2 separate regions of the Homo sapiens genome follow, and region 2 is linked to region 1. A link is a contact called in ENCODE Hi-C or POLR2A ChIA-PET data. All regions are on one chromosome and are shown on one strand. The core of a region is the stretch at or near the end of the contact, and the rest is flanking DNA. Distances in the headings are between cores, read along the strand shown.

Region 1 (5,476 bases), core at 829-3,328:
AATCACGTGGCTGATCATCATCTCGGGTTTGATGGACTGTCTAAAAACAGGGATGCAGTAATAAACACTGTGAACATGTACACAAGAAACAAGCAAGCAAACAAACAAAAATCCCAGAATAAATCTAAGTCAGATTTTTCTTCTAAGTTTACATTACCTTTCCTGTAGTGCTCAAAATATTCTTGCTCAATCTGCTGGAAGATGATGACAGCTGGGGAGGTGACTTCTTTATTCCTCTTATATTTGGAAAGGTCTCCTCACCACCGGAACTAGAAGCAACAGAATACTGTCAGTAACTATTGATTGCAAATGGTCCTACCACCAGTATCGGGTTGGTTTTTCACTTGTTTTTTAATACTTGTATAATATTGAAATATTAAGGCTGTGATCATATAGTGGTTTGCACTCTAGGTTATGAAATACTGGGGAAGGGAGACATTGTCTTATGCTTACAGCTTTGTCTTTTCTGCTTATTACAGTAGATATTAGAGACAGGATCACAGGATCACACTACTATAAATACTGTGAATGGATTCCATCTCTCTCTCTCTCTCCCTGTTCACACACAGGTATAATCTTCCTTGGAAATAATATGTTGAAGAAATCTGGAAGGCTAAATAAGGTCAGGTCTTATTACAGCGTTCAATCATTGCATTGCCCAATCATTCATTCATGCAACAAATAATTACAGGAGTACCCAGAAAAATGGCAATGATTATGCACGTCCCTGTTCAGAAGGAGCTTAAACTCTAGGAGGAACGTTCCCATTCAATTTTTCGGCCTTCTCTATCACATCAATCCATTATAAGACTTTCCATATATTCATACATATTACATATTATATATCATCTCTTTATGAAGCATTGTTGACCTATACCACATATTGCTGTTATTCCCCTCTCATTTTGAGTGGCCTATTAAAAGTGCACTGAATGGAAATTGGATACTTCTCTTTCCCGTATCACCTGTCTCTGTAAAATAAAAGAGATGATTATAGAAGATTTTTATTTTCTTCCTGAAACTTTCCTGTATTTTTCCCACATTAATCATGTAAGCCTTTTTAGTTAGCTTACATCCAATGATAAATAAAATCATTCTCTCACATTTCATGAATTATACCACAATCAACAGCCTTGACTCATTTTAGATGCAACGAATGTTCTTGAATCAACCCCCTTTCATTAGTCTGGTTTTCTTTCTGCTTTGTCCCTCTGGACAATAAAAAGGAACCTTCTTAATGGAATGGCTGGCCCCAAACTGCTCTCTGGAAAGTGCACTTGCATCTTTTCTACTTCATTTCACCTGGTATGCTTTACACCAAAGGCTGTGGGGTTTTGTGCTCAAAGCTACCGGGTGAGAGACACGAATGCCTGCAGGGTTCTAAATAGGCAGAAAACAAGCTCCAGGCCTTGCTGGTGTTTCTGGCTTGCTTGGAAACAAAGCTAAAAGTCGGAGATTCTGGCTACAAATATGCTCCCCAAGCGCCAGAGGCTGATTAAGGGCAGCTGCAGAAGTCATCAGCGGGTAATAACTCTTGTTCCCCTGTCTTCCTCTCTGGCGCGGAGTCCAGGAAGACAACAGCAGCACCTCCCCTCCCCACCCTCAAGGGAATCTGCTGGCCATTCGGTGCGGCAAAGCATTCTGGGTGATGTGGACATGACGCTGCTCCTCTACGCAGTGAGGCTCCCTCGGTCTGACCAAGGGTCCAGGTTGCAGTGAACCTGTCCAAAGTGTGGGCTGGCCTCGATGTTTAAAATTAGCCTGAGACCAGCTCCTGGCAAGGCCGGTTTTTGCACCACCGCTCCCCCCATCCACAACCCAGAAATCTAAGGACACGCAGCATGCATTTTCCTTGTCCTCCGTTTGTGCAGACAAAGTCTATGATCGATAGGCGCGCAATCCAGGCAGACGTAAACAGAAATTGATCAGACCTGTTTCGCGACTGCAGCGGACACGTGACGAGGCTGCCAGCCTTCCTTCCTCTCCGGCGCCCGCGCGGGGACGCCCGGCTGCGGCGCGCTGCGGCAGGGGAGCTGGAGGCGGAGGCGCGCAGCTCCGCTGAGCTCCCTGGCTGAGCTGAGGCCGGCGGGGGCCCGCCTGCAGGCGGCGTCACGAGGGGCGGGGCGGAGGCTCGCTAGGAAGTTGCACCCGGTCAAGTTGCAGCCTTGTAAGTAACGCCGCGGACCGGGAAAGTGGGAGGGGCCGCTCCCGGAACGCAGCCTTCTTGTAAGAACCTCCAAGGAAGCAAGAAGAAAAAAGAGGCGCTACCCTGCGCTCCCGGGAGGCCTCTGAAAGCTTCCACTAGAGAAAAACTCCCCACTCTTACAATTTCTTTAACCGCAAGAAGCGGAGGACCTGGACAAGGACTCGAGGAGCAAGGTGGCGAACCAAGGGTAGGGCGCACCGGGCCCGAGAGGTCCCCCGCAGGTTGCAGATACGGTGGACTCTCTGCGGCTTCTGAGCACGGAGGGAGCTGTCGCGGGGTCGGGAGGTCGTCTCTCATCCCTGCCTCATCTTCCGACGGCCGGCGGGGCCATGTCCAGAGGCCCGAGCTCCGCGGTCCTGCCTAGCGCCCTGGGATCCCGGAAGCTCGGCCCCCGGAGCCTCAGCTGCCTGTCGGACCTGGACGGCGGCGTGGCCCTGGAGCCGCGGGCCTGTAGGCCCCCTGGGAGCCCGGGCCGCGCGCCGCCGCCAACGCCAGCGCCGTCGGGCTGCGACCCCCGCCTGCGGCCCATCATCCTGCGGCGGGCGCGCTCACTGCCCAGCTCCCCCGAGCGCCGCCAGAAGGCCGCGGGCGCGCCGGGCGCTGCGTGTCGGCCGGGCTGCAGCCAGAAGCTCCGCGTGCGCTTCGCCGACGCCCTGGGCTTGGAGCTGGCACAGGTCAAGGTGTTCAACGCGGGAGACGACCCGTCCGTGCCGCTGCACGTGCTGTCGCGGCTCGCAATCAACTCGGACCTGTGCTGCAGCAGCCAGGACCTGGAGTTCACCCTGCATTGCCTGGTGCCCGATTTCCCGCCGCCCGTCGAGGCCGCCGACTTTGGCGAGCGCCTGCAGCGGCAGCTCGTGTGCCTGGAGCGTGTCACTTGCTCGGACCTTGGCATCAGCGGTACGGTGCGCGTGTGCAACGTGGCCTTCGAGAAGCAGGTGGCTGTGCGCTACACTTTCTCGGGCTGGCGCAGTACCCACGAGGCGGTGGCGCGGTGGCGCGGGCCCGCAGGCCCCGAGGGCACGGAGGACGTTTTCACCTTCGGCTTTCCAGTACCGCCCTTCCTGCTGGAGCTCGGCTCCCGCGTGCACTTCGCGGTGCGCTACCAAGTGGCGGGTGCCGAGTACTGGGACAACAACGACCACCGAGACTACAGCCTCACATGTCGCAACCACGCGCTGCACATGCCTCGCGGGGAGTGCGAAGAGAGCTGGATCCACTTCATCTGAGCCGCGCGGGGACCGGCCACCTGGAGCCTCCACACCTAAGCTGCGCCTCCTGTCATTTCCCTGCTGGGCTCTCACATCTATCTGGTTGTTCTTCACCACCCTCCAAGTCCTCTGACCTAATTTTCTGCTGCAAGGTCCCCTGGCAGTGGCCCATCCTGTCTTCTACTTGAAACGTCTGAGTCACTTGGTCTAAAAAGTAGCCTCAGGTGGCCAGAAGGCCGAGTTGTGTAATGAGTTGGGGCAGGGTGGTGGGGTAGGTGCATGGGAGGGTGGGCCCTCTGGGGAGGCCCAAGCAGCTTGTTTTGCAAAGGCCCAAGTCCTCCTGCTAGGAAAAGCTTTTGCATGTGTCCTGAATGTGTCTCTGTAAACATAGCTGTTATTTATTATTGTGATGTTGGGACCTTTAGCCCATAGCGGATGCCTCCTCAGGAATATTCTCGATTTAATAAGCTAAAAAAAAAAAGTTCTGTGTTTGTGCCCACAGTAAACAGAATGTACAGTGTGACCCACATCGTGGTCCCTCCAGGCATTCCTGCCCCAGGATAAGGAAAACCTGAGCCCACATCTGATTGCCAACGGCTGTAGCCTTCTAACAGTGGGAAACTATTAATAGGCAAGAAATTTCTGCTTTATCAGTCATCACACAACCATTCCTGGGCATTGAGACTGTCCTGGTTAGGCTGTGTGTCTCCTACATTAACAGCTGGGGAGGAGGGAAAAGCTTCAGACTTTTAAACTAGCAAAACAGTTATTTCTCTGCATTCACAATTCTGATTTCATGTATTTCTCTGTACATGTTTGATCATTATCAGGCCATTCTGTTTAAGTTTGAAACTAAGCATTTTAAGAAGTCTTGCCTCAGTTATTTCAGTTTTCAGGTGACTAGAGAATTTCAGGCAACAGTGCCCTTTGCAATTACCTTTTTGATGATTAAGGTGACTATTTTTATTTCTTGTTAAGCATCAGAAGATGTCAGCATTCATCTTTTGGGAGTCCAGTTACAAGGTGGAACTAGAAGGTGTTTTCAGCAATAGCCAGAGCACTGGAGGAAAAATAATTGACAAATATTTATACTTTTAAATTGTTTTGAACTGTATTTACATACATCATGTTTTATCAGGTACCCACCAACTTTATACTTTCTGCCTTCAGATAGAGTTTCTAACATTTTCTAGTTTGTCAGTTTTAAAATATAAAATTCTTTTATGTTTTTAAACCGTCAACCAAGAAGTCAAGACCACTGTCCCCTGCTGAGTTAGGCAATCACTTAAAACTCCAAAGAACTCCAGGCTGAGGAGTTCTTTTGGTGCTGAACAGTGGTCTGACAACAGGTGCTAGAATTAAGGTGTGGGAAAAAAAAAAAAACAGCCAGGAAGGACAAGATCTCCAATTTGTGAAGCTTATGATACAGCTGAAACCAGTCTGATCAATTTTATGCTACCTGTCACCAAGAAATTAACTCTAAATTTTTGAATGCTTGTTGGCATCTGTCAAATCAATACTGAAAGGATGCATTTCGGCTTTTAACCAGTTTGGTTCTGATCATTGCAACCTCTGTGCTTTTATAATTCAAAGAACAAGGATAGCTTTCTTCGGTATCTTTTAATATAAGAACACTGAATTTTGGCTTGAAATATTGTGACTAAATTGCACAATCTCTGGCTATTAGCACTGTTCACTACATTAACATGCAAGAGAGAGAGAAGCCTTGTTACATTTCCTGCTATTTAACAAACTGTCCAATTAGGTCAGCAAGCCTGTTAGGGCCTTCACTGCTACGCCCCTGGCCCCAAAACAGAGAGCAAGACAGTTGTCCAGAGAATTTAGATATGAGTTAAGAGCTGCCAGATTTATTTTAAGGCATGTAGAGAATCTCATAATCTATGTGAAAGTCACTTGCCAAAAAGGTTTTGGTTATGAAAGTGAATGTTATATATTTAATATTAAGTGAACCTCCCGTGCCTTTTAAAAAATACCAACATTATGAAATTTAAAAGCTTAAATATATTTGCCTAGTTGATAAAGAGGCTGTGGAACAACT
Region 2 (5,766 bases), core at 2,850-5,349, 1.6 Mb after region 1:
TAACTCTTTATTTACAAAAGCAGGAGGCGGGCAAAAAGGCCACAGTTTGCCCACCCCTGGTCTAGGCACCAGCACCCAGTCTAGCACCTGGCATATAGCAGGCACTCTATGAATAAAGAAAACTACCAAGAAAAGGCCATTTGACTTTGGCTATTAGATGGAAACTGGTACCAGGGGAAGGTGGTTTTAGTGGCATGGCAGGGAGGAGCTGAGATGACGGAGGGCTGAAGAGTGAGCAGCAGTTGCGGAAGTGGTAACTTCTCTTTCAGGAGTTCCACCATCTGAGCAGTAGGTTGGGGAATGGGTGCTCTTGTGGTGGAGTGGGGTGGATTCGGAACCTGTGTGCAGGCTATGACAAGATGATAGGGCTGAGGAAGAAACAGGGTAACTCATGAAGAGGTGGGGCTCCAGAGCTCAGGGGCATGTTTGGGGTTGGTCACAAAGGAGGAAGCCACCTTCTAAAACTGAGGAAAAAGAAACAAAAAAAGGCAGAAGAAAGAAAATGAGGAGAAAGCCTTGTATGCTATTTTCCCTGTGAAAATGTGAGCCAAATCTCCTGGTGCAGAGAGTGGACTAGAGGCAGCTCAGGAGCCACAGGCATCTGGCAGATTGGGAGCTACTGGCAAAAAGGGAACAGTGGACACTCAGGATGGGGCGTGCCTCACCAAGATGCATGAAGCTACACCCTTCACTTTTCTCTCTTCTTATTTGAGAGAGCACTTCTAGCCAAGGTGGTGTCTGGGTGTCTTGTGGATTTTAGGTTTTCAGCTCTGACTCAGTGTGAAGTGTATCACTCACTGAATCACCAGCAGTACTTGCTGTCACTTCCCAACACTTCACTTTCCCATGCAGGTAGGGACAGGCAGGCCCTGAGAAGGATGGGGTCATGTTTTACATGTGTCATACCCAGCTCTTTCTTAAAGGACACGGAAAAGCATTTTAATTGCAGAAACTTATTGGTGAATTTCATCCCCATGCCTTCAAATGTGTAGGAGACCCACAGGGTTTAAAAAAGCAGATAGGCGGCCAGGCACGGTGGCTCACGCCTGTAATCTCAGCACTTTGGGAGGCCAAGGCAGGCGGATCACGAGGTCAGGAGAGAGAGACCATCCTGGCTAATACATGAAACCCCGTCTCTACTAAAAATACAAAAAAAAATTAGCCAGGCATGGTGGTGGGTGCCTGTAGTCCCAGCTACTCGGGAGGCTGAGGCAGGAGAATGGCGTGAATCCAGGAGGCGGAGCTTGCAGTGAGCCAAGATCGCGCCACTGCACTCCAGCCTGGGCAACAGAGCGAGACTCCACCTCAAAAAAAAAAAAAAAAAAAAAAAAAAAAAAAAAAGAAAACCAGCCGGAGTAACATGGTGCAACTCTATCTCTACTAAAAAATACAAAATTTAGCCAGGTGTGATAGTGTGCATCTGTGATCTCAGCTACCTGAGGTGGAAGGATGACTTGAGCCCAGGAGATTGAGGCTGCAGTGAGCCATGATTGTGCCACTGCACTCCAGCCTGGGTGAAAAAAAAAAAAAAAAAGCAGACAAAAAATATTGAACACATAGGCGAGGTGTGGCAGCTCATGCCTGTAACCCCAGCACTTTGAGAGGTTGAGGTGGGCAGATCACCTGAGGTTAGGAGTTCGAGACCAGCATGGCAAACACGGTGAGACCTTGTCTCTACTAAAAATACAAAATTAGCTGGGCATGGTGGTGGGCGCCCATAATTCCAGCTACTCAGGAGGCTGAGGCAGGAGAATCGCTTGAACCCGGGAGGCAGAGGTTGCAGTGAGCCAAGATTGCGCCATTGCACCGCAGCCTGGGCAAAAAGAGCGAAACTCTGTCTCAAAAAAATCCATAAATAACCTCTGACAGCAGGAGCTCATAATTTCTCAGGGGACAATCTTATGGCAGTTTCTCTCCTGGGCTGTAAAATATTTCTCTATTAGTCAAAGAATGATCTGCATGGAGCACAAAGGCCAATTTTATCCTAATGATGGATAACATAGATTTTTTCTTTAAATGCTGGAAACCATTTGAGGGTTTGATGATTAAAACTAGAGCACAGCACCTATTTAGTTTTATAAGGTTAACATAATATTAAAGCCTATAAAACACAACTTCTTATGTAGTCAAAGGATTAGTATTGCAAAATGAAAAGTTTTCTTATAGCGTCAAAAACATATGAACAATCAACTTTACTTATCCATAGAACCAGAGAACTGAAAAAACCTTCCATTTCAATATGAATTTATTAATTTATTATTACTACCAGTACAGGAATGTGTAAGGGTTCAGATCTCAACCTACTACTTTCAGGAAGGACAAAAACCATTTAAATGTCTTTTACTTGATATGCCTGAAAGAATAGCACCAGGATCTATTTTCATCTGCCTTATTTCAAGGTGTAATTGCTGTTGATATTTATAGACCGAAGCTTCTGTGTCTGTTCTAATAATTAGTAGAACTCCAATTCATATTTGCATTTTGAAGTTCTCACCCCCAACAAGTCCGAAGATAATTTTCCTAAAATACACAGATCCTCACTGGACTCTTTCAAGTCCTTCCAGAGATGATGCGAACCAGCGACTCAGAATTCAATGACTACAAAGCGCAGGGCCTACACCTGTAACACACTATGTATTTGGAAGGATTTTCAATGCACCTTTAGATGTGTATCAAATAAAAGTCTCTTACCCTATTGTTGGGTTGATGTTTGGATCAAAACTGTCTTCCACAAACCGCCACACAATACTCGATTTACCTACACCTGTATCCTGAAAGAGAACGAGATGAGGGACTGAGAAAAAGTTTACCTTTTGGCAGACACCAAAAACTACTTTGTGGCATAAGTTCAGGATTTTAGAAAAATCACCCTAGACGTGTAAATTTTATAAACGGAGGAACACAAAAGCGGTTGTCATAAAAATTCAGTAGAGTAATTAGGAAATTCCAACTGTACTAAAAGGGAGAGGTTTTTGCCGTTAAGACAGATTAGGACCTTTTGAGAGACCCAAAGTTTCTGCTTCGTGTAAAAAGTAACAAGTCCACTTGCTTTTTAACATATGTTAGTAAACTTTGAACTCCTGAGTTACCTCTGAGTAATCCCTGATGAATCCTAGCCCCACCCTATTTGGGGGAATAAAGATTAGTTATTGGAGTTCCTGCCGATCTTTAAGGCAGAAACTCTGGAATGACAGCATCAATTTCAGAAAGAAGGCTTTGAAATGGCCAACACCTTGTCTTTCCTGACAAGACAGGAAGCTGAAGCTTCAAACTAGTCTTTGGGGCTTCCTGATTTGAACACCCCTTTTCTCCACAGGAAGAGTTACTTGGCAAAGTAACTCTTTGGACAAGTGGCAGGGGTATCCCACAAGTTCAAAAACACCCAAGAGACAAAGTAGGCTAATGCTGCTTGTAAAACCTAAAGACCTGTTATTGGTTTTACTTTGGAAGACTTGGCCAACTCCCAACTAATACCTTGGTAAGTTGGGAGAAAACTATTTAAGAACCTCTCTTAACCCAGATGCAATAGAGAGGCAAGGGGGGGCTGTTTGCTCTTTGTGGGGCGGGAAGAGTCCACGGGCTCCAGGGAGGGGAAGGGGAAGGGTCCCTTCGGCCTCCAGGACCTTTTCGAGAGTGCAAGAGGTGGGCGGGACGGCTCCCGAGCTGGAGGGAGGGTCCACGGGGCTGGCAGACAGCGTCTTGGACGTGGGAGGGGGGAAGGGATGAGGGGACAGGGGGGATCCGGGGTCCCCGCCAGCCCAGCCTCCCGTGGCCCTCCCGGCCGGACCCGCCGCCACTCACCCCGAGCAGACACACTTTGAGCTCCCTCAGCGCCATGGCCCGGGAGCCAGGGGCGCGGGCCCGCCGCCGCCCTAAGTTGAGAAGGGAGAGGCCAGGCCCAGCAAGAGCATCCCCTGGCGCCGCTGCCGCCGCACGGCCCAGCCCCGGTCCGCGCAGAGGCGGCTGCCGCCCGTCCTCCGGCCGTAGGTCCGGCCTGTCCGCTGCCAGCCGCGTGGGGCCCGCCTTAGCAGCCGGGACGCCGCCGCGGCCTTCCGGGAGCCGCCGCCGCCGCCATCTTGGGACGCCGGCCGCGTCACCTGACCTCCCCGCCCACCTCGGCAGCCACCTTCGCTGAGAGGGCGGGGCCGGCCGGCCGGCGCGGATCGGGGGCGGGGCCCGAAGCCGACGGCCCCGCCCCTGTCTGCAGGGCCCCGCCCCTGTCTGCAGGGCCCCGCCCCTGTCTGCAGGGCCCCGCCCCTGTCTGCAGGGCCCCGCCCCTGTCTGCAGGGCCCCGCCCCTGTCTGCAGGGCCCCGCCCCTGTCTGCAGGGCCCCGCCCCTGTCTGCAGGGCCCCGCCCCTGCCGGTCCCGCCTCCATGCCCATCCCAAGATGGCGGGTGAGTGGGGCTGGGCTCGGGGGATGCCAGGGGTGCCCCTCTCTCTCTCGCCCCGTGACCACCCCGCGAGGCCGAGGGGCCCCTGCCCGACCCCGTCCCCTCTCGCCGCAGCCCCCTGGTAACTTCTTGTGTGTTTCTTGGTTTTCAGAGATCCCCCTGTACTTTGTGGACTTGCAGGATGACTTAGACGACTGTAAGTAAGAGTTGGGGCACCCCTGTCCCTCCCTGGGACCCTCTCAAAGAATTCAGAGTGCACGAAGCGCGGGGCGGGGGAACCTCAAGCCAGGCACTCCTTGTCGGGACCAGAACAGCGGGACCCCCAACTGCCTAGATCCACTGGTGGCGGTCCCTCCTCCCTGGGCGGGGCGGGCTGAGGGTGGGAGCCCTTCCCTTCCCTCGGGGGAAGGATTTTTGTTGTTGGGGAAACTTTGGACTCCCTGTCACTTCTTTTCTTCCTGCGCCTGCAGCTGCCGTGGGATGGGCGGAGGGGGTAGTCCCAAGTCCTAGTCGACCCTGGGCGGGCGGGGGGTCCGCCACCTGGGAGGTGGGTGACTTCCCTCTCAGGGCCTTGCCCTTTTCCTAGGGACTTTTTAGGACTGCTGGGGGGTTTGGGAGGTCCCCCTCTCGGTGTGGCCGGTCACGGAGTTGCACGGACTTCTCAAGTGTCCTGGCCACAAGCCCGGCTCCATCTCTTATCCCATGGAGCCCATTGGCCCCCGCATTTCTTGGGTGGGACCCTTGTCCCTTCTTGCCCTCTTTTTTGGAATCATGTTAAGGGCTGGTAGCTGGGGGAGGTGTCATCTTAGAAATCCAAGTTCGCATTTCTGGTGAAGGAAGGAAGCGTTTTCTCTCCTGTCAAGAAACTTACTGAGCAGCTATTTGCTCTGGGGGCCACGTGTTGGGCTCCGAACCTGCAAGGATGTGTTGAAAACAGCTCTACACGCAGGGAGCTCACAGGGTGTGGGGAGAGCCTACTTGTAAACAGAAAATTACCGAGCACCGGAGTGCTTGCTGGTGAAGAAGCCCTATATAAATCATCCAAATAGCTAACATTAATTGGGGGCGTACTGTACGCCAGTCATATACAGTACTTCCTCTCATCTTTCATTCCACATCTTCAGGTTTCCTAATAGTAAGAGTTGGTGTTTACTGAAAACTTACCATGGACCAGACAGCGTTAAACTCTTTTTTTTTTTTTTTTTTTTTTGAGACGTAGTCTTGCTCTGTAGCCCAGGCTGGAGTACAGTGGCACGATCTCGGCTCACTGCAAGCTCCACCTCCTGGGTTCACGCCATTTTCCTGCCTCAGCCTCCCAAGTAGCTGGGACTATAGGCGCCCGCCACCACTCCCGGCTAATTTTTTGTATTTTTA

Evidence for each region. A loop is a pair of places that touch in the nucleus more often than their neighbours do. ChIA-PET counts read pairs that join two places held with the same protein, here RNA polymerase II (POLR2A). Pooled maps may share reads with other maps.
Region 2: a loop to region 1 is called in a map of ascending aorta, with 10 times the contacts of the local background. The contact joins the promoter of RAB22A here to the promoter of FAM217B in region 1. A Hi-C loop is called at or near these places in 3 of 168 maps with a recorded cell type or tissue (ascending aorta, chondrocyte and naive thymus-derived CD4-positive, alpha-beta T cell), 2 of 37 single-sample maps with no recorded cell type and 12 of 50 pooled maps. POLR2A ChIA-PET finds 5 or more read pairs at or near these places in 1 of 52 experiments (activated T-cell).

The regions. Positions count from the first base shown.
Region 1 is chr20:59,936,991-59,942,466 of GRCh38, reverse strand. FAM217B (family with sequence similarity 217 member B) reads right to left here and starts at 2,078. Exons shown (of 4, transcript NM_022106.3): 1 at 1,932-2,078; 2 at 158-269; 3 at 1-40. It overlaps PPP1R3D (protein phosphatase 1 regulatory subunit 3D), which reads left to right and starts at 2,162. Exons shown (of 1, transcript NM_006242.4): 1 at 2,162-5,476. The coding sequence starts at 2,536. The coding sequence ends at 3,435. RefSeq lists silencers at 1,841-2,220, 2,571-2,700 and an enhancer at 1,979-2,273.
Region 2 is chr20:58,308,048-58,313,813 of GRCh38, reverse strand. It overlaps RAB22A (RAB22A, member RAS oncogene family), which reads right to left and starts at 4,099. Exons shown (of 7, transcript NM_020673.3): 1 at 3,802-4,099; 2 at 2,692-2,771. The coding sequence starts at 3,837. It also overlaps the pseudogene PPP4R1L. RefSeq lists silencers at 3,701-4,030, 4,071-4,630.